2 separate regions of the Homo sapiens genome follow, and region 2 is linked to region 1. A link is a loop called in an ENCODE intact Hi-C map of the cell type or tissue named here. Cell type or tissue: Calu3. All regions are shown on one strand. Links, peaks and the distances in the headings refer to the core of each region. The heading gives the core; the rest is flanking DNA.

Region 1 (9,570 bases), core at 458-8,457:
AGCCACCCTCTGCAGCCAAACCCATGTGATGGGCCTACAAGTCATCCAAAGTGTGCTCATTCATTCATTCGATGTACATTCATTCATTCCTTCCACATATATTAAGCACCTCTTGTGTGGACGGGACCGCACAAGGTTCAGGGAGCCAAGGACAAAGAAAGCCGTGTCTTCTCTCAAGGAGACAACAGTCTAGTCCATTGTAAGGTTTGACTTTGTGTTTTTTGGTTTTTTTTTTTTTTTGAGACAGAGTCTCGCTCTGTCGCCCAGGCTGAAGTGCGGTGATGCGATCTTGGCTCATGGCAACCTCTGCCTCCTGGGTTCCAGCAATTCTCCTGTCTCAGCCTCCCAAGTAGCTGGGACTACAGGCACCTGCCACCACGTCTGGCTAATTTTTATATTTTTTAGTAGAGGCAGCGTTTCTCCTTGTTGGTTAGGCTGGTCTTGAACTCCTGACCTCAGGTGATCTACCTGCCTCGGTCTCCCAAAGGGCTGGGATTACAGGCATGAGCCACCGCGCCCAGCCAGTTTGTTTTGTTTTGTTTTTTTGACACAGAGTCTCACTCGGTCATCCAGGCAACAGTGCAGTGGTGCGATCTCAGCTCACTGCAACCTCCCCCTCCCGGGTTCAAGCGATTCTCCCACCTCCGCCTCCTGAGTACCTGGGATTACAAGCACCCGTTACCCCACCTGGCTAATTTCTGTATTTTTAGTAGAGACGAGGTTTCACCACCTTGGCCAGGTTGGTCTTGAACTCCTCACCTCAGGTGATCCACCCATCTCGGCCTCCTAAAGTGCTGGTATTACAGGTATCAGCCACCGCACCCAGAGTGGGGGGTTGACTTTGGAGGAATGCCAGTTCCACCCCTGGCTCCAGCACCTTCCTGTGTGTGACCACAGGCAGTCATGGAGCGCCAGGCGCCTCACTCATGAAGTGTGACAGTGATAGCAACTTCCCTAGGTGGCAGTGAAACTTCAGTGTAGCGGCCGTGAAAACATTTCCCACGGTGGCCGGTGGGTACTTGGTCCTTGGAAAATATTTTTCTTCTCATTTCCGTGGAAATAGCCTTCAGAGTTCTCAGAATCGCTTTCCCCAAAACCTGAAAATCTTAAAGGGGAAACCATTTTCAGAATAAAAAGAGCCACCTCTCATGACTGACACTGCCCCCTGCTGTGGTCCCGATGAGAACCAGGGCACTAGTGGGTAAGGTATGAGCTGTGCCTGCCAGAGAGACAAGCCCAGTGTTTCCAACGTGAAGTAATACTTAGAAACTAAACAGGAGTTCCAAAAATTTTAAACTTGGTTTTTTTTTTTTTTTTTTTGGAGATGGAGTTTCACTCGTTGCCCAGGCTGGAGTGCAATGGCATGATCCCCACTCACCGCAACCTCCGCCTCCCAGGTTCAGGCGATTCTCCTGCCTCAGCCTCCCAAGTAGCTGGGATTACAGGCATGCGCCACCATGCCTGGCTAATTTTTGTATTTTTAGTAGACTGGGGGGTTTCACCATGTTGGCCAGGCTGGACTCGAACTCCTGACCTCAGGTGATCCACCCACCTCGGCCTCCCAAAGTGCTGGGAGTACATGCGTGAGCCACTGCACCCGGCCCTCCTGCTTCCTTTTAATGCTGTGTATATTCCTTTGGATGAATGTGCTGGAATTTGATTTTTGGACAAATCAAATTGGACATTTGGTTTGTTTCCAGTCTGGAGCTGTTGAGAATGGAACTGCTGTGAACATTTTTGTGCGAATCTTTTCAGGGACATTGCTTTCATCCGTCTTGGGTAAATGTCTAGGAGTAGGATTGCCTGGCCATCAGTGCATTTATGACTTGTTAAAAACTGCTGATTTTGTCTTTTTCTTTTTTTTTGAGACAACAGTCTTGTTCTCTTGCCCAGGCTGCAGTGCAGTGGCACAATCATGGCTCACTATAGCCTCCAACTCAGGTGTTCCTCCCACCTCAGCCTCCCAAAGTGATGGGGTTACATGTGTGAGCCACTGTGCCTGGCCCAAAACTTCTGGTTTTCTGAAGTGGTTGTGCCACATCCTTGCTAACTTGTTGTTTCCTTTGTGCATTTTTTTTTTTTTTTTTTTGAGACTGTGTCTTGCTTTATTGCCTAGGCTGGCATGGCTCACTGCAACCTCTGCCTGCTGGGTTCGAGCGGTTCTCCTGTCTCAGCCTCCCAAATATCTGGGATTACAGGCGCCCGCCACCACGCCCAGCTAATTATTGTATTTTTTTTTAGTAGAGACAGGGTTTTACCATGTTGGTCAGGCTAGTCTTGAACTCCTGACCTCAAGCAATCCACCTGCCTTAGCCTCCCAAATTTTGGGATTCCAGGTGTAAGCCACCGGGCCCGGCCTGCAATTCTTCTAAGCTGCTTTCCCCCCTCCCCCCGAACCCAGCTTCAAGTGATTCTCCTGCCTCAGCCTCCTGAGTAGTTGGGATTACAGGAATGTGCCACCATGCCCGGCCAAATTTTGTATTTTTAGTAGAGATGGGGGTTTCACCATACTGGCCAGGCTGGTCTTGAACCCGACCTCAAGTGATCCACCCACTTTGGCCTCCCAAAGTGCTGGGATTACAGGCGTGAGCCACCGTGTCCGGCCCTAGGCTGCTTTTAGCCATCAACGTGTATTGAGGGCAAGGACATCTAGAGTCGAGTGAATAGTGGCGAGGCACCACGGAAACGCAGCCACCAGACTGCATCAGAGGGACCTGTCCTTGCCCTGCCTTCCTCTGACTGTCTGGTCAATGTACAGGGTGGGGAGTGGGCCAAGGTTGGGTGCATCGTTTTATTTTAGTTCAATTGCACAGCAGTCTGAAACAGAGCAGAATGCTTCTTCCTGGACTGCGTGTCATTCTGTGTCTGCTTTGAAGTTTGCCATGCCTTTTCCCCACACTCACACGTGCTGTCTGCCAGCCCCCTCCATCATCTGCCAGCCCCCTCCAACCGCAGGACTACTCAGTATCTGTGGGATGCCTCTGCCACCCTCACTGGAGCTGTGGCCACGAGATGTGCTCTGGATGCCTCAGCGGGTCCCTCAGGACCTGCAGGGACAGTATCCAGCACAGCATCAGGACAAAGTGCTCTTGGCTTCTAGTTCTAGAACAAGCGGCTCGTGCCAATCAACCCTGCTTCCAGCTCTTCCTGTCTTTATTTTTTGACCTGAAAATGTGCATTTACCTGTTACTGGGGAGACTGGCTAGCCAGGCAGGGAGAGCGAATCCTAAGTGCACACACATTCCTCCGTGTGAACAGACCACAGCTTGCTTTTCATTGTCCTGGCCACATCAGGAAACAGCACCCGCAGCGGCTTTGCAGACCCCTCCCCTCAAGTGTTCTTGTATTCAACCCCCACACCCTGCAAGAAGTAAGGATGACCCTGACTTCTGACACCTGACGTTGGCTTTGCCTGTTTCTGAATTTGGTTGCAGAATCACTCAGCATGTTCTAAGGGCAGAGAGTCACTGGTGTCGCTGTGAGTATACATTGCCTTATCGAGGGTGCTGCCTCCCCGTGTCAGGCTGTGGTGCTGCTGGGAATTGCTTGCATGTGCCACACCTGACACAAGTTAGCCAGGCGTGGTGGCACGCGCCTGTAATCCCAGCTACTCAGGAGGCTAGGGCAGGAGAATCACTGAAACCTGGGAGGCAAAGGTTTCAGTGAGCCGAGATGTCGCCACTGCACTCCAGCTTGGAGACAGAGCGAAACTCCGTCTCAAAAAAAAAAAAAAGAGAGAGAAAGAAAAAGAAAACCTGGCAGATACCTCCTTACCCTTGTGCTCAAGGTCAACATTGCCAGTCATGAGACACTTGGACATGTGGACCCCTGGTGTGGTACCCTGGGAAGGACACAGCGCCACTGCATGCACTTCCCGCCAAAATGTGTAGCCTGTGAAATGATGTCCGGCCAAACATGGAGACACATTCCGCAGCACTCACCCCTCAGAGGTGTCATGGCCACTGAGGCCAGGACGAACTGAGGGACAGTCACAGCGTGGAGGGGACTAAGGCGACAGCAAAGGGCAGCCTGGGAGGCTGGCTTGGGTCCTGGGACAGGAAGATGATGGCGTGGGGACTTTTAAAGTACGGAGTCACTTGGCCTGGCTGTGTTTGTGCATGAACCAGCAGAGGGGGAGAAAGTGGTCAGGTCATAGCGGGAGGGCCACAGGGGACATCCAGGGGCAAGTGAGACCGGGAAGGACTCCTGCCTGATTTTCCTGCCTTCCTGAATTTCTGTGTTTGCAGGGGCGGGGAGGGGGGATGTAATTTACATACAGCAAAACAGAGAGATCTCAAAAGATGCTGTTGGGTGAGTACTGTCAAACGTGTACACCATGTAACCGTCACCCCAGTCAAGACGTGGAGTGTTTCCATCACCCCTCAGGCTTTGCCCTGTGCCCCACAATCATACTTCCCAGTGCTGCGCTTAGACCGGGTAGGCAGGACGCCGTGCCTCAGGGCTCGGGCTGACCGAGGAGGAAGCAAATACTTCAGCAGCCCTACTCAGGGGCCGCGCTCTAGTATTTCTTTGGGATTTTCCAAGTCTGTCTTTGGTGCTTGGGAATGGTTGGTCCCCATCTTTCCCATGCAGGGCACTCTCTGATCCTCTATACCCTACCTCCTAGGGTCAACCAGTCCATGCCTGTCTTGGCCTTCAGCAGTGCGTGTGTATGTGTGTGTGCGTGCGTGCATGTGTGCACACATACCCTTTGGTGTTCTGCTGTTCCACTTTTCTGGTTAAGCACCCAAGGTGGTGGGGTAGGGGCGGGGGTCCTTCACCCTGTGCACTCCAGGACACACCCCCATCCCCTCTGTAGGCTCCACTCCACACCACCTGCCCACCTCCACACCTATGACCTTGTCCCCTCTCGCCTCTGATCAGGATGGTGATGTTGTGGCGAGGTCGTGCTCTCCCAGGTCCATCTTCAGGCCTGTAGACAGAAAGACGGACCTTCCTCGCACAAGTGGACCTCTCTTCTCGCTTGACCCAGAGCCCTGCTGGAGGCGGCCAGGGAGGCAGGGGTGTGGGCGACACTGGGAATGCAGCCATCGTAGCTGAGGAGTCCAAGTGGGCCCATGACTGGAAGTCTCCTGCTTCTACTAAGAATTTTTTTTTTCAAGACAGGAGTTTTGCTCTTGTCGCCCAGGCTGGAGTGCAGTGGCCCACCTCGACCTCCCAAAGTGCTGGGATTACAGACATGAGCCACCTGGCCGTATCCAGTTATCTGTTGATATCAGTATGGATTTGGGGACATTTATTTTATGCTGTTATAAACCAATGCTATGGCCATTGACTCATTCCAGGTTTGGCCCCTGGGATCTCCCTCAGGCTGGCCCCTGGGTTCTTTCAACAATTCCCCATCTTTTTCAAACACATCCTCATTTCCTGGGTCTACAAAGTACTCCAGGCTTAGCTAGGATTTCGTCTGCCCCAGTCCTGGAACAAACCAGTTCTCCAAGGATTGCCAGTTTCATACGCTGGAGAATAGTGCTAGAAAACGAAGATCTGAGTGCAAGGTGAGCTCACTGTGGCTGGGATATCATCGTTTCTAGACCCTTTGAGCTTAAAGACCTAGAAAAGACATGCATACTTAATAGCCCAAGCATAGGCAGGCTTCTGCATTTATTCCTGTATCTACCTGCATATATACATGGTAAAAACCATGGGTTTACACAGATACCTTGGAGCCAACCCAACACCAAGGGCTTTCCTTGGCCTCCCTCTGGCTCTCACTGTCCGATGCAGATTAGATTTACCTGTGTGGTCAATCCTCGTGTGTACATACATTTCAGAACTGCTGGCCTGGACCCATGTGAAAAACAGTCACCATCTACAGCAGGGGTGTCCAAGCTTTTGGCTTCCCTGGGCCACACTGAACAACTGTATTGCACCACACATAAAATACACTAACATTAATGATGACTGATGAGTTAAAAAAAAAAAAATCGCAAAAAAATCTCATAATGTCTTACGAAAGTTTACAAATTTGTGTTGGGCCGCATTCAAAGCTGTCCTGGGCCGCACAGCCCAGAAGCCGCGAGTTGGACAAGCTTGATCTCCAGTATTCTGTCCAGTTCTTTTTGTCTTTAAACTTACTTACGGTATCCATCAAAATCCTATTTTCCAAAGTTACTTTTTTTTTCTTTTTAGATAGAGTCTCGCTCTGTGGCCCAGGCTTGAATGTGATCTCAGCTCACTGCAACCTCCACATCCTGGGCCTCCTGCCTCAGCCTCCCCAGTAGCTGGGACTACAGGCGTGTGCACCACCATGCCCAACTAATTTTTGTATTTTTAGTAGAGACAGGGTTTCACCGTGATGGCCAGGCTGGTCTTGAACTCCTTACCTCAGGTGATCCTGCCTCAGCCTCCCAAAGTGCTGGAATTACAGGCGTAAGCCACTGTTCCTGGCCCACAGTTACTCGTTTCTTTCCTTCACCCTGGATTCAGGATGGTAAAGTTATTCCTTTTGAACAGTGAAGTTTGCTTGTTACTGTTTATATCCATTTGGAATTTCTCCCACAATCTGGTTGATCTTCATTATTTTGGGGGGCTATGAAACATCACTGTGATTCTAAGAATGGGGCGCTTCACAGAAAGTCTCCTTAGAAAAATGTTGCTCCGCCCCATCCCTGCTACTCCATTCCCGTTCCCTTCTTTCTGCCCCACTCCCATCCGCCCCTGCAGGCAACAACTCTCTTTAGGTCCTGGTTTATCTTTCCTTCCTCCAGAGCACCCGAGTAACTGCTTCTCTCCCCATCTCCCTTACCTGAAGAGCACACGCTGCAGATACACATCTGCACCTGCTTCGTGCTCAGCAGCGGGTCGTGGGAACCACCCTACATTGTCACTCATCTGTCACGGCTGCACAGTGCTCCCTTGTGACACAATGCACAGCCTATAACCTTTTGGGTGTTTGCATATTGTTGGACGTGCATCTTCAGGGCAGACTCCACCAAGCGCTGCTTCTGGGTGTGGGTCAGACGTGGGACCTGGGAAAGGATCCAAAGGGCCCTGTGGTCCGGTCCAGACCAGGGTGAGGCATGGAGGAGGCTCTGCACAGCCATTTGCAGCTCAGCCAGCACCGGGTGATGGCAGGGAGGCCTGGGCTTCTGCACTGGCTTCTGGCCTCTTCTGGGCACCCACGCTTTGTCCATGAATGGAAAGCAATGCTGACGGCTGCCCAATGTGTCCAGGACGTTTCTGAAACTCCTGTTCCTCTCCCCGTCCCTCTCTCTGTCCCACTGTCCACCTCAGTGACCTCCTCTCTTCGTGGCTCTCACCCCACACTCTGCCACTGCCACATTTTCCTCTGCGCCCAGCCTCTGCCTCCACCTGAAACTTTCCTGGAAATCTCAAAATGTAATTCCAGGTCCCGCTGCCCTGGGCAGCACATCCCCCTTCAGAATAAAGGGCACCAACCGTCCCCTGGCACCTGCCTAAGCCATACCCCTTGCTCCCCTCCCCAGTCCCTGCAGCCCAAGGGTCCCCTCGACCACCCCAAGTCCCCACCTGGGCTTCTGCTGCACCCCCGCTGCCCTCCCTCCCGCTGGCCGGCAGCACCTTCTCCACCCGGGCCCCTCTGCTCACAGCGCTCCCCGCCCCCGTCTCCCCGAGGGGCGGGGAGCCAGGACATGGCCCTGAAAGCCTAGCCCTGGCCTTGACCTCCCCAGAGCGCCCTCCCCACCCTCCGCCCTCTGCCAACCCTGGCCCCTGCCCTGGCCCCGTCCTTGTCCTCTGCTGCTGGCCTTGGGGTCGCGCCCCGCAGACTGGGCTGTGCGTGGGGGTCCTGGCGGCCTGTGCCGTCCCACGCCTACGGGGATGGGCGAGGTCCTTCTTGGGGCTTCTCTTACCCACTCTCCAGTCACCTGAGGGCGCTGCTTCCCTGCGGCCACCCCAGGTTTCTGTGCAGCCGAAGCCTCTGCCTCTGCGGCCGGGTGATCCCAAGACCCCGGGGTCCAGGGAGGCACGGGATCTGCTCCCCCGGTCCCAAATGCACCGGCTGCGCCTTAGGAGGGACGGCCTCCACCCATGGCGCTGGCGCCCAGGGGCCGCTCCTCGGACTACAGCACTTGCTCGTCGCCCTGCGCCCTGTTTAGTTCTCATCACCAGCAGCCTGGACTAGGGCCCTGGTCCTTCTGGCCTCCTTCCACAGCCCGCTGCACATCTCACCCACTTCCCCGAGGTGCTGTCATTGTTTAGCTGGGCCCCTCAGCCTCCGTGGTTTAGAATCGTCAGAAAGCCCGGTTCATCAGGTCACTATTGATTCTGGTTTGCATAATCCTTTCTAAACTGTGTGACTGTTCCCTGTCAAATTTGTTTTTGAAATGGAGTCCCTCTCTGTCACCCAGGCTGGAGTGAAATGGCACGATCTTGGCTCACTGCAGCCTCCACCTCCCAAGTTCAAGTGATCCTCCTGCCTCAGCCTCTCAAGTAGCTGGGACTACACACACCACCAGGACCAGCTGATTTTTGTATTTTTAGTAGAGATGGGGTTTCACCTGTTGGCCAGGCTGGTCTCAAACTCCTGACCTCAGGTGATCCACCCGCCTCACCCGCCTCAGCCTCCCAGACTGCTGGGATTACAGGTGTGAGCCACCACGCCCTACCAAGCAGTGGTTTTTAAAGGCAAAATGAAGGCCGGGCACGGTGGCTCACGCCTGTAATCCCAACACTTTGGGAGGCCGAGGCAGGCGGATCACTTGAGGTCAGGAGTTCAAGACCAGCTTGTCCAACACGGTTAAACCCCGTCTCTACTAAAAACTCAAAAAAATAGCCGGGCGTGGTGGACACCTGTAATTCTAGCTATTCAGGAGGCTGAGGCAGGAGAATCTCGAACCTGAGAGGCTGAGGTTGCAGTGAGCCAAGATTGCACCACTGCACTCCAGCCTGGGCAACAAGAGTGAAACTCTGTCTCAAAAAACAACTTTGGGAGGCAGAGATAGGATAACTTGAGCCCAAGAGTTGGAGGCCAGCCTGAGCAACATAGCAACATCTCATCCTACAGGTTTTCTTTCCTGTTCCCATCTCTTTATCCTCCTTGGCTGCTTCCTCCACTCCATTCTCCTGCTCAGGAATTTGCTCTCCAGGGTTTTTCATTCCGCTCCTTAGCAGAAGGTGTTCCTGTTGCTTTCCAAGGTCAGTTTTCACTCCCAAGGCCTCTGTGTTCTTCTCCCTAATGGTGCCCTCCCCCAAATCTGATGGAAGCAAGCCCCTGCCTGCTTTGGAGGTCCCCAACCCCCAAACGTGGTGGGTGGGTCGCTTGGTGCTGCCACTGACTCCTGCCCCCAAGAGCTGCCTCTCATTTCAAGCTGATGCACTTCTCGCTGTGACCTCACAGGAGGAATGGCGTGTCCCACCTGTCTTGAGAGGTTGCTGTCTGACATCAGTGCAGGTGTAGAGAGGAGGGGGCAGGGGTGAAGGGCCATCGTGGTGCAAACCCCACTTCCTCCAAGGAGGAGCTGAGCAGAACAGGAAGCGTCGGGCCTTCAGCTCCCACGCCTCCGGCTGAGGCTTCCATACGTGACCCAGGGCAGACTGGTAGTGAAGTCCCCATGCTCAGCCAGGAGC
Region 2 (9,570 bases), core at 428-8,427, 240 kb before region 1:
TACATCCACGCAGGCGTTGCCCCTTACCTGCACCGAGCCTGCCGCCCCGTTTACATCCACGCAGGCGTTTCCCCTTACCTGCACCGAGCCTCCATTCCCGTTTATATCCACGCAGGCGTTTCCCCTTACCTGCACCGAGCCTCCATTCCCGTTTATATCCACGCAGGCGTTTCCCCTTACCTGCACCGAGCCTCCCGCCCCGTTTACATCCACGCAGGCGTTTCCCCTTACCTGCACCGAGCCTCCATTCCCGTTTATATCCACGCAGGCGTTTCCCCTTACCTGCACCGAGCCTCCCGCCCCGTTTACATCCACGCAGGCGTTTCCCCTTACCTGCACCGAGCCTCCATTCCCGTTTATATCCACGCAGGCGTTTCCCCTTACCTGCACCGGGCCTGCCGCCCCGTTTACATCCACGCAGGCGTTTCCCCTTACCTGCACCGAGCCTCCATTCCCGTTTATATCCACGCAGGCGTTTCCCCTTACCTGCACCGAGCCTCCATTCCCGTTTATATCCACGCAGGCGTTTCCCCTTACCTGCACCGAGCCTCCCGCCCCGTTTACATCCACGCAGGCGTTTCCCCTTACCTGCACCGAGCCTCCATTCCCGTTTATATCCACGCAGGCGTTTCCCCTTACCTGCACCGAGCCTCCCGCCCCGTTTACATCCACGCAGGCGTTTCCCCTTACCTGCACCGAGCCTCCATTCCCGTTTATATCCACGCAGGCGTTTCCCCTTACCTGCACCGAGCCTCCCGCCCCGTTTACATCCACGCAGGCGTTTCCCCTTACCTGCACCGAGCCTCCATTCCCGTTTATATCCACGCAGGCGTTTCCCCTTACCTGCACCGAGCCTCCATTCCCGTTTATATCCACGCAGGCGTTTCCCCTTACCTGCACCGAGCCTCCATTCCCGTTTATATCCACGCAGGCGTTTCCCCTTACCTGCACCGAGCCTCCCGCCCCGTTTACATCCACGCAGGCGTTTCCCCTTACCTGCACCGAGCCTCCATTCCCGTTTATATCCACGCAGGCGTTTCCCCTTACCTGCACCGAGCCTCCCGCCCCGTTTACATCCACGCAGGCGTTTCCCCTTACCTGCACCGAGCCTCCATTCCCGTTTATATCCACGCAGGCGTTTCCCCTTACCTGCACCGAGCCTCCCGCCCCGTTTACATCCACGCAGGCGTTTCCCCTTACCTGCACCGAGCCTCCATTCCCGTTTATATCCACGCAGGCGTTTCCCCTTACCTGCACCGAGCCTCCATTCCCGTTTATATCCACGCAGGCGTTTCCCCTTACCTGCACCGAGCCTCCATTCCCGTTTATATCCACGCAGGCGTTTCCCCTTACCTGCACCGAGCCTCCCGCCCCGTTTATATCCACGCAGGCGTTTCCCCTTACCTGCACCGGGCCTGCCGCCCCGTTTACATCCACGCATGCGTTTCCCCTTACCTGCACTGGGCCTGCCACCCTGTTTATATCTATGCCTGCGTTTTCCTCTTGCCTTTTCAATCCAGAGGCCTCACTAGCTTTGGCCTAGTCATCCTTTCTCCTTGTCTTCTCTTCAGGTATTTTATTGATGACTTCCTGATAGCACCAAATGGCTCCCCGAGGGCTCTGAGGCATTCACACGTGTGTGAGAGTGTGCAGGGATTCCCTGGAATTCAGAGGGACTGCCTTAGACTAATTTGACTGCTTTTGGGCAAAATAAGCTTATGGCCTGAAACTTGCCGATTATCCTGGCCCAGCCGTGCCTTGCCAAAGGTGTCTCTGGCCTGGCTAGCGGGTTGGGGCAGCAGCAGCAATCACCAGTGTGACCTGAGGGCGCCGTGTCACAAGCGCAGGGTACTTTGGTGGACACCTGAGAGGCAGGAATCCTGCTCAGGAGGATGAGGCTGCAGGACGCCCCCACAGCCTGTTGTGGTCAGACCCCGAGGATCCAGTGCCAGCTTGTGGTCCCCCTACTCGCTTACTGAGAACCCAGAGCCTGCCCCCAGGGCCCCGAGAGCCTTTACGCACAGTTTAATAACTAGCTGTGACTGCACACCCATGCAAGCGCTCTCCCGGGCAGGAAATCAAATGTCACCAGCACTCCGGAAACAGCCCTTATGAGGAAACGGCATTCTGGCCCCGGGGGTTTTAACTGACTTTACCTGGTGGGCCATGTGGATCCCCTCAGCCGCGCCTCTCCTCTTTACAGCCTTTGCCCACTGTCCTACTGGGCCGTTTGTCTCTTTCTAACTAATTTGTGTCAGTACCTTCTGAGCTCCGTTCATGTCTGTGAGGGTTAGTTTTCTGCGCCCTCTTGACCAGGCCTTAGGACCCAGTTATTCAAGTGAACACTACTTAGGATGTTGTCGTGAAGGCATTTTATAAATGTGCTTAACATCGCCAATCCATCAACTTTAACTAAAGGAGATTTATCCTCCATAACTTGGGTGGGCCTGGTTCAGTCAGTTGAAGGGTTTGAGAGCAAAACTGAGGCTTCCCCGAGGAAGGAGAAATCCCACCCGTGGACTCAGCCTCAGCTCTGGCCTGAGAGTTTCCAGCCTGACACCTGCCCTGGATTTCAGACTTGCCTAGCCAGCCCCCACAGTTACATAAGCCAGTTCCTTGAAGTGAATCTGTGTGTGCACATGTGCATGTGTGTGTGTGTGCATGTGTGTGTCCATGTGTGTGTCCGTGCATGAGTGTGCATGTGTGTATGCATGCATGTGTCCGTGTGTGCATCCATGTGTGCATGCACATGTGCATGTGTGTGCATGTGTGTGCACGTGTGCGTGTGTGTGCGTGTGTGTGCGTGCATGTGTGTGCACGTGTGCGTGTGTGTGCATGCATGTGTGTGCATGTGTGTGTGCGTGTGTGTGCACGTGTGCGTGTGATCTCCAACTGGTTCTGTTCCTCTGGCTGAACCTGGAGGATGCATCGTCTTTCTGCATTGTCTACCTGTTTTACAGGGACCTGCCTTATCTTTAAAATCAGAAGTAATTAAGTTCATTTTAAAAGTCAAGGCGAGTACCAAAAAGAATGTAAACACTCTATTCCAAGGCTGTTTCTTCCTGGGACAGTTGTATTTTTAACACATTTTCCCAAGAGTTGCTGCAGCCACTCTGTGTGAGCCCCGCATCCTACCACAGCCTTAGGGACAGCAAGGTCACCAGCTCTAGAAGCTCTGCCTTCAGAACGGCCCACTCTGCAGCCAGCCCCATGAAGACACCTCTTGGGTGCCTGGTGTTGTAAAATTTACCCAAATCCAGAGCCATGATTCCAAACCTGATGGTAGAAGAGCAGCATTCATTTGCTTGTTCATTCATTCAGCACACTCGTATTGCCAAGCCCTGAGAATAAGCGCAGGGATACGGTAATAAACCGGGAGAGCCAAATCGGCCCCATGGAGTCGAGTCTAGGGGAAGCAATAGACGACTAACAAAGGAACAGTAAACAGTCTGGGGCAGGAGCGGGGGGTGTATGATTGTGTATTGACGGTCGTCTTCGAGGATGGGATAAGGGTGTGATGGAATGAACCCTGCAGATCTAAGGAAAGGCCATTCCAGACCCTAGAGGAGGTCCAGGAAGGAAGTTCAGGAGCACAGGCCACAGAGGGTCACTGATTTCACCAATTTCACCAGGATCAGGGTTTTCCATACCACTAAGGCTGGAGGGACAAGGGACAGGAGCGTGAAAGGAGAGGCGAGGCTGGTGCCCCAGGAAACCCAAGCCTGGTCTCAGGCTGGTGAAGAGGTGGATGATGGAGCGAGTGGGGAATGAGTGGTCCCAGTGGCCGGAAAGCTTGCTGGGGGCTGATCTGGACAGATGGGAGGTGGGTGAGGTCCTGGGAGCGGAGGTTCTGGAGACCGGCGGGCATGGCCAATGATGAGCCCTAGGACGTGACTCTCACAATGGGGACTGAAGGGGTTGGAGGGAGGTGCCGTTGGAAAATTGCAGTAAGTGAGAAGAGTCAGAAATGGGAGGACCAGAGGGAAAGCCACTTCTCAGAGAAGAGTAACAGGTTCAACTTTGGTCCAATAATCACAATTTAGAGCTGACAGCAGCTTCAGAGGCCATGTGACAGATAAGGAAACTAAGGCCCCAAAAGCAGCCGTGGAGACCAGACCCAGGGGTTCCGGCCACGGCTCTGTGCCTTTTGTAAAGGCAGCCTATGTCTGCACTCACCTGTGCTCTGGCCCAGGCCGGCCCTGCACTTCGATTGCCGGGAGCCCTGCACGCGGAACTGTGTCTGCAGAAGCTCCTTTTGGCACCTGGGAGGGCACCTCTCATCAGTACTCCAGGACCTCGGCCATCGCCACGGACCGCAGGGTGAACGCTGGGTGGGCTGTACCATGGCCTCGGCCACCGCCTGCAGATCCAGGCTCCCTGCAGCCTGCTGGGCTGGTGGCCTCAGGGGACCGGTGAGCTGCGTCTGCCTGGGCTCCCGAAAGGCCGCTCCCAGATTTTGATTTTGCTTTGTTACCTAGAACCCAGGCCCTCTGTTGCCACAAGAGGGCCCCCCAGCCCCGGCTCACTGAGGCCCTCCCCGTGGAGGAGCGTATCCTGTCCGGTCCGCAGCTCAAATATCCAGAGATCGGGAGACCCCGGCCCTGGCCCCACCCCCGCCCCAGCTGGGCCACACTGCCCCCTCCACCACACCCCGGCAAGCCCCTCCTGGGGCTGCACTCAGTCCTGGGTGTCAGAGGGTCCTCTGGCTTCGCTTGTCACATTTAATGACAAATCAGAAATCAAATGTATCCAGAGCCAGCCTGGGCTTTAGGATAGAAGGGGAGGGCAGGAGTGGGGGCTCCGGGGACAGGGGCTGGCCGAGGAGGGAGGATGGGGGCAAGAGGATATTCGTGGGGCACCCACTCCCCACCCATCCGCCACCCCCTCCTCCCAGGGCTCCTTCTGAGGCCTCGCTGTCCCCGCCTTTTAGTAAAAAGTGGAGAAACAGCCTCACAGGGTGACCTGCTTCAGCTCCCAAAGCCATGCTGTGGCTGACCAGGGTCAGGACCCAGGTACCAGGTCCACGGCTCAGGGGTGGGAGCCAAGCCTCACTCGACTCCACGCTCAGGGCCGGGACCCAGGCCACAAGCCCGACCTTTGTCCTTTCCTCGAGCTTGCTGGGAAGCCTAGACTCACCCAAATCCAACCCAAAAAAGGCTGCAACAAACCAGCCTTGCTTGTGATTTCGTTTTATGATTTTCTTTTCACATTTTCTTACTATGGGAATTCTCATGGGTACATAAAAATAGACAGCTTAATATGCACCATATCCCATCCCTCAGCCTTGACAGTTGTCAACAGCCTGCCTTTCCTGCTTCAAATCTACCATGTAAGCCTTCATTTTATCTCATATGGTTTGCTTTTTTTTTTTTTTTTTTTTTTTTGAGCTGGTGTCTCACTCTGTTACCCAGGCTGGAGTGCAGTGGCGCCATCTCGGCTCACTGCAACCTCTGCCTCCCAGGTTCAAGCGATTCTCCTGCCTCAGCCTCCCGAGCAGCTGGGACTACAGGCTCACACCGCCATGTCTGGCTAATTTTTGTATTTTTGTAGAGATGGGGTTTCATGATGTTGGCTTCACAATGTTGGCCAGGCTGGTCTCAAACTCCTGGACTCAAGTAATCTGCCTGCCTCAGCCTCCCGAAGTGCTGGGATTACAGGCGTGAGCCACCATGCCCAGCCTTATTACGTATTTTTAAGCAAATTATTGGATCATACCATTGCACCCAAACAATGCTGCCGTGTTACACAGCCATTTGTCCAGCCTCCTGTTCTATGGATGAAGATCACCAGGGTTCTCCACTTTCCAGACGAACGAAGCCACTGACGACCCGACAGGCCACGTGACTTGGCACAGCGCAGCCCTCAGGATCAGGGTCCTATCAGAGCCCTCTGGGGATGCTGGTTGTGCCTGGTGGCATTGCAGGAGGGAACGAGCCCTGCCTGGACTGTCCCCAGGTGATCACACACATGCCACCGGGATGAGGCAGGAGGGTGGACCCTTGTGAGAGGAACAAGCCACGGGTGCTCTGTCCCCTGGCATCCCCTCAGCAGCAGGACTCTAAATCCCCTCGCCTCCTACTGAAGGAGGAGAGAAATGAGTAAGAAATTGAAGTTACCACTAACGTTATTTTTAGAAACTGCAGTACGAAATGAAAAAAAAATGTCTCCAGACTGCCGAGGAAACGAGAAATACATGCCTCCAAATTATATGAAAGGCAAGAAAACCACCCAAGTGCCAGTGACTCACAGGAGCTGGGGTGGGTTCAATCAGGATAGGGAACTCCTGGAGGGCCTTCAACTGGGCGGCAAGTTGATGGCACTGCTGTCACCCTGCAGGAAAGACCCGGCTCTCTTCCAAAGCCTCCCCAGCCATTTGCAAGCTCAGCGTGGGAAGCAGGCTGGGCTGAGCACGTCCAGGGCTCCCAAACTACGCTGGAGCCAAAATCCAGGACTCCCGCCTGAATTGGGATCCTTGGAGCGGGGTGCTGGAGGGAATGCTGCGGCCTCTCAGGTCTGTGACCGCGTCCACGCCAAGGCTTGCTGCATGCAACCCGTAAGCTGAGAGTTGCCACCATCCAGACACCACCCTGTGCAGCGGAGTGGGGCAGGGCAGGACTGAGAGACGGTGTCTGCCCTCCAGACCACCTTGCAGGCCCATGCTGTGGGGCTCAGTCTCCCTCACCCTGGGGCATGGATCAAGCAGGCCTGTCCCCTCTAAGAATGCCCCATCTCTGTAGTCCTCTGTAAAAGTCACTAATGCTTTCTGCCAAGTATTTCCAATTCTTGCCCCTTCTAGGCTCCTGCAGCAATTCCGCTCCCAGCCTCCTACCATGTTGGCCAACATTTTGACACGTGAACCTTCTGGGCTGGGCATGGGTCATGTGGCAGAGCCATTTCCCCTTGGCCATGGGGACTGGCAACATCCGACACGTCGGCTGCTCAGTGAGCCTGGTCCAGGCGTGGCAGTGTGAGGCAGAGTCCCCCAGCCCAGTAGCCCCCCAGTAACTGGGTAACCAATGTGACAGGACGGCCACGGGGAGGCCGGGGTGGTGCTCAGTGGGCAGAGGTGGCTCATTTACAGCACTGTGCCTGTGACGCTGTGGGAAGCCGACCTCACACCTAACAAAATCGCAGCTCCAGAGGAGGGGCCTGGAAACGATGTTAGTAGTAATGGGTGTTGCTTGCCTTTGGATTGCTTTAGAAAGATATTATAAGGAAATGATGCACTCAGAAAGTAATTATGTGGTTTGTAAGCCAGGATGAAAGGGAACGGAGAGTTCAATTCAGGAACGTGCAGGACTAAACAGAAGCTCCTCAAATACCAACAGCAAAATGGTAAAATGGAAAGATGCCTGAAGCAACAGCTGCCACAAAAGCTCAACGTCTTCAAGAGGGAAATCAAGCCATGGCCTCATGTCCACTTCCACCACATCTCTTAAGAGAAAACTCAAATCTTTTTTTCTCTGCTCTCACACAACTACAACAATCAGCACAGAAGACTTCTGTGACCCCAAAATATGTGGAGATTTCTCCCCACCAGCAAGCAAGCAGTCAGCACTACAGCAGACACCGTCTGGGTGTCCTGTAATTCCATCCTGACACTCTACCTGGAGAGAGCTTGTATTCCATAGGATGGGGGCTCCGTCCCCAAGACTGCCCCCTCCCACCTCAGACACCAGTTGCAAGCCTGTGCCTCTGGAACTTCTGACCAACTGGCTATAAATCAGGGTTCCCACAACCCCATCTCTGGGTTCAATTAATTTGCTGGAGCAGCTCATACAACTCAGGAAAACACTTATGTTTACCAGTTTGTTATAAAAGACATTGCAAAAGATACAGATGAAGAAACACATAGGGCAAAGTATGGGGGAAAGGGTGCAGAGCTTCCATGCCCTCCCCAGGGGCCACCCTCCAGGAGCCTCTGTGTGGTCAGTGTTCAGCCATCCTGAAGAGCCCTTTCCTCTTGGGCCTTTCATGGAGATGCATGGGGTGGGCATGATTGACAACCATGTAGAAATATGATTGGCCCAAAAGGATATGGTCTAAACCCGGCGAGGCTGTCTGGCCACATTCTTCTTGGCTTTTCTGGGCAGCATTCCCTCCTCCAGGGTGTGGGGTAGGACCCCCTCTGGAATGAGGGGCTTATGACCCACAAGCAGATTAGGGTTCCACCTGCCCAAGGCAGGTGAAAAGAGGGCAGAAGAAGATCAGGGAGAGAGATTCTGTTTGTTAGGGCTGTGGGAGTTATAAGCCAGGAACTGTGGACAAAACCCCATATATATATATATGTATATACATACATATATGCATATATTAAGCCATATGTGTATGTATGTATATATACATATACATATATGTATATACATCTATATGGGGTTTTGTCCACATTTTTTATACATTTTTTTTATATATAAGATAATATTACAATGTCTGAATGGACCGAAGTGAATCATGTCAGGTGGACACAATGGCTCGGGAAAAACAGACAAAGGGTATGGCATTCCTATGTAAGCTCTGTCGCCTCGAGAGGCCTGCAATCGTCTCTCTCCATAATTTCAGTAAGAAGCCGAACAAACGCATTTTTAAGAGGATGGTAACACCAAAGGACCTATAAACCTAGAAGAAAATCATCAATTATCATTATCTGTAGCAGTTTATGTTCTAAAAAGTCACTGTAAACACGGATTTAGAGATGAATGAACCATGCTCCTAGGAGAAAGACAGGGTTAAGGTTCCTGAGAGCTCTGGTCACTAAATTTTCATCAATCCACACACGATCTTGTTTTATGTGTGTTTCTGTTTAAAGACACCTGTGTAATATTGTTGACTCATTAACATTGAAGCTTTCTCTAAGATGCCTTTTTTCTCTGTCTGGCACATGGCACCCGGCTTCCCAGTGCTTAGGACCACATCATCACTATGCTTGGGCCAACTTAGACAGCAAAACCACCCAAAAAAAAAAAAAAGTCACTAAGGAGACCATGGAAAGACCCGTGTTTACAGGATGAGCTAGAACGAGAAGGCAGAACGTCACTGTGTGCAACCTCAGCTGGGAACATGCACATCCTATGTCTTAAACTTTCCCCCTCCCTGTATGTGTCCAGTGACCCGGAGTGCCCCAAGTATTGATGTGGGGGTTACAAATACATTTTCCCCAGCGGGTGAATTCACAGACTGCATTTGTGATCGTTTGAGAACTTGAGAATAACCCAGGGCTCCCATTCTTTGAGGAGTGGCAGAGAGGCTGAGAAAGTGGGGACTCTCCAGTGCCTGGGACGCAGGTGGCCCAGGGGACAGACCAAAGGAAGGGCCAGTCACTGCCACCAAGAACATGGACTGGGGCCTGCCTAGGGAGGAGAGCTAGGGCCACATCAGGGAGTGTCCCCTACCGAACTGGGATCTCCGGCTGGCCGCACTCCACGATTGCCATGTGCTTGCCACTCTGCCCCTCTCTGAATGGGGGCTGGTTGCTATTGTCTCTGCTCCCACATTTCATAGTAAACAGGTAGGAAAAGTGAATGACTTGTCTTTCCACTTCATAGGTCTCCAGTCCAGAAAGGGCCTGTCCAG

The links. Peaks named below come from ENCODE experiments on the same cell type or tissue, not always from the same donor. Only the 100,000 strongest peaks of a DNase experiment are listed, where the experiment ranks them.
Region 2: a loop joins it to region 1, with 8 times the contacts of the local background. A loop is called at or near these places in 29 of 110 quality-filtered maps.

What each region holds. Positions count from the first base shown.
Region 1 is chr21:42,830,101-42,839,670 of GRCh38, forward strand. No RefSeq gene overlaps it. Among named protein-coding and RNA genes, the nearest start is that of WDR4, 45 kb to the right of the region's middle. RefSeq lists enhancers at 4,415-5,366, 9,359-9,518. In Calu3, for the core only: no CTCF peak of the experiment used is centred there; DNase peaks (open chromatin) are centred at 871 and 3,521.
Region 2 is chr21:42,588,928-42,598,497 of GRCh38, forward strand. No RefSeq gene overlaps it. Among named protein-coding and RNA genes, the nearest start is that of LINC01671, 21 kb to the right of the region's middle. RefSeq lists enhancers at 1,835-5,285, 2,326-3,273. In Calu3, for the core only: a CTCF peak has its summit at 4,517 (motif pointing right); a DNase peak (open chromatin) is centred at 4,504.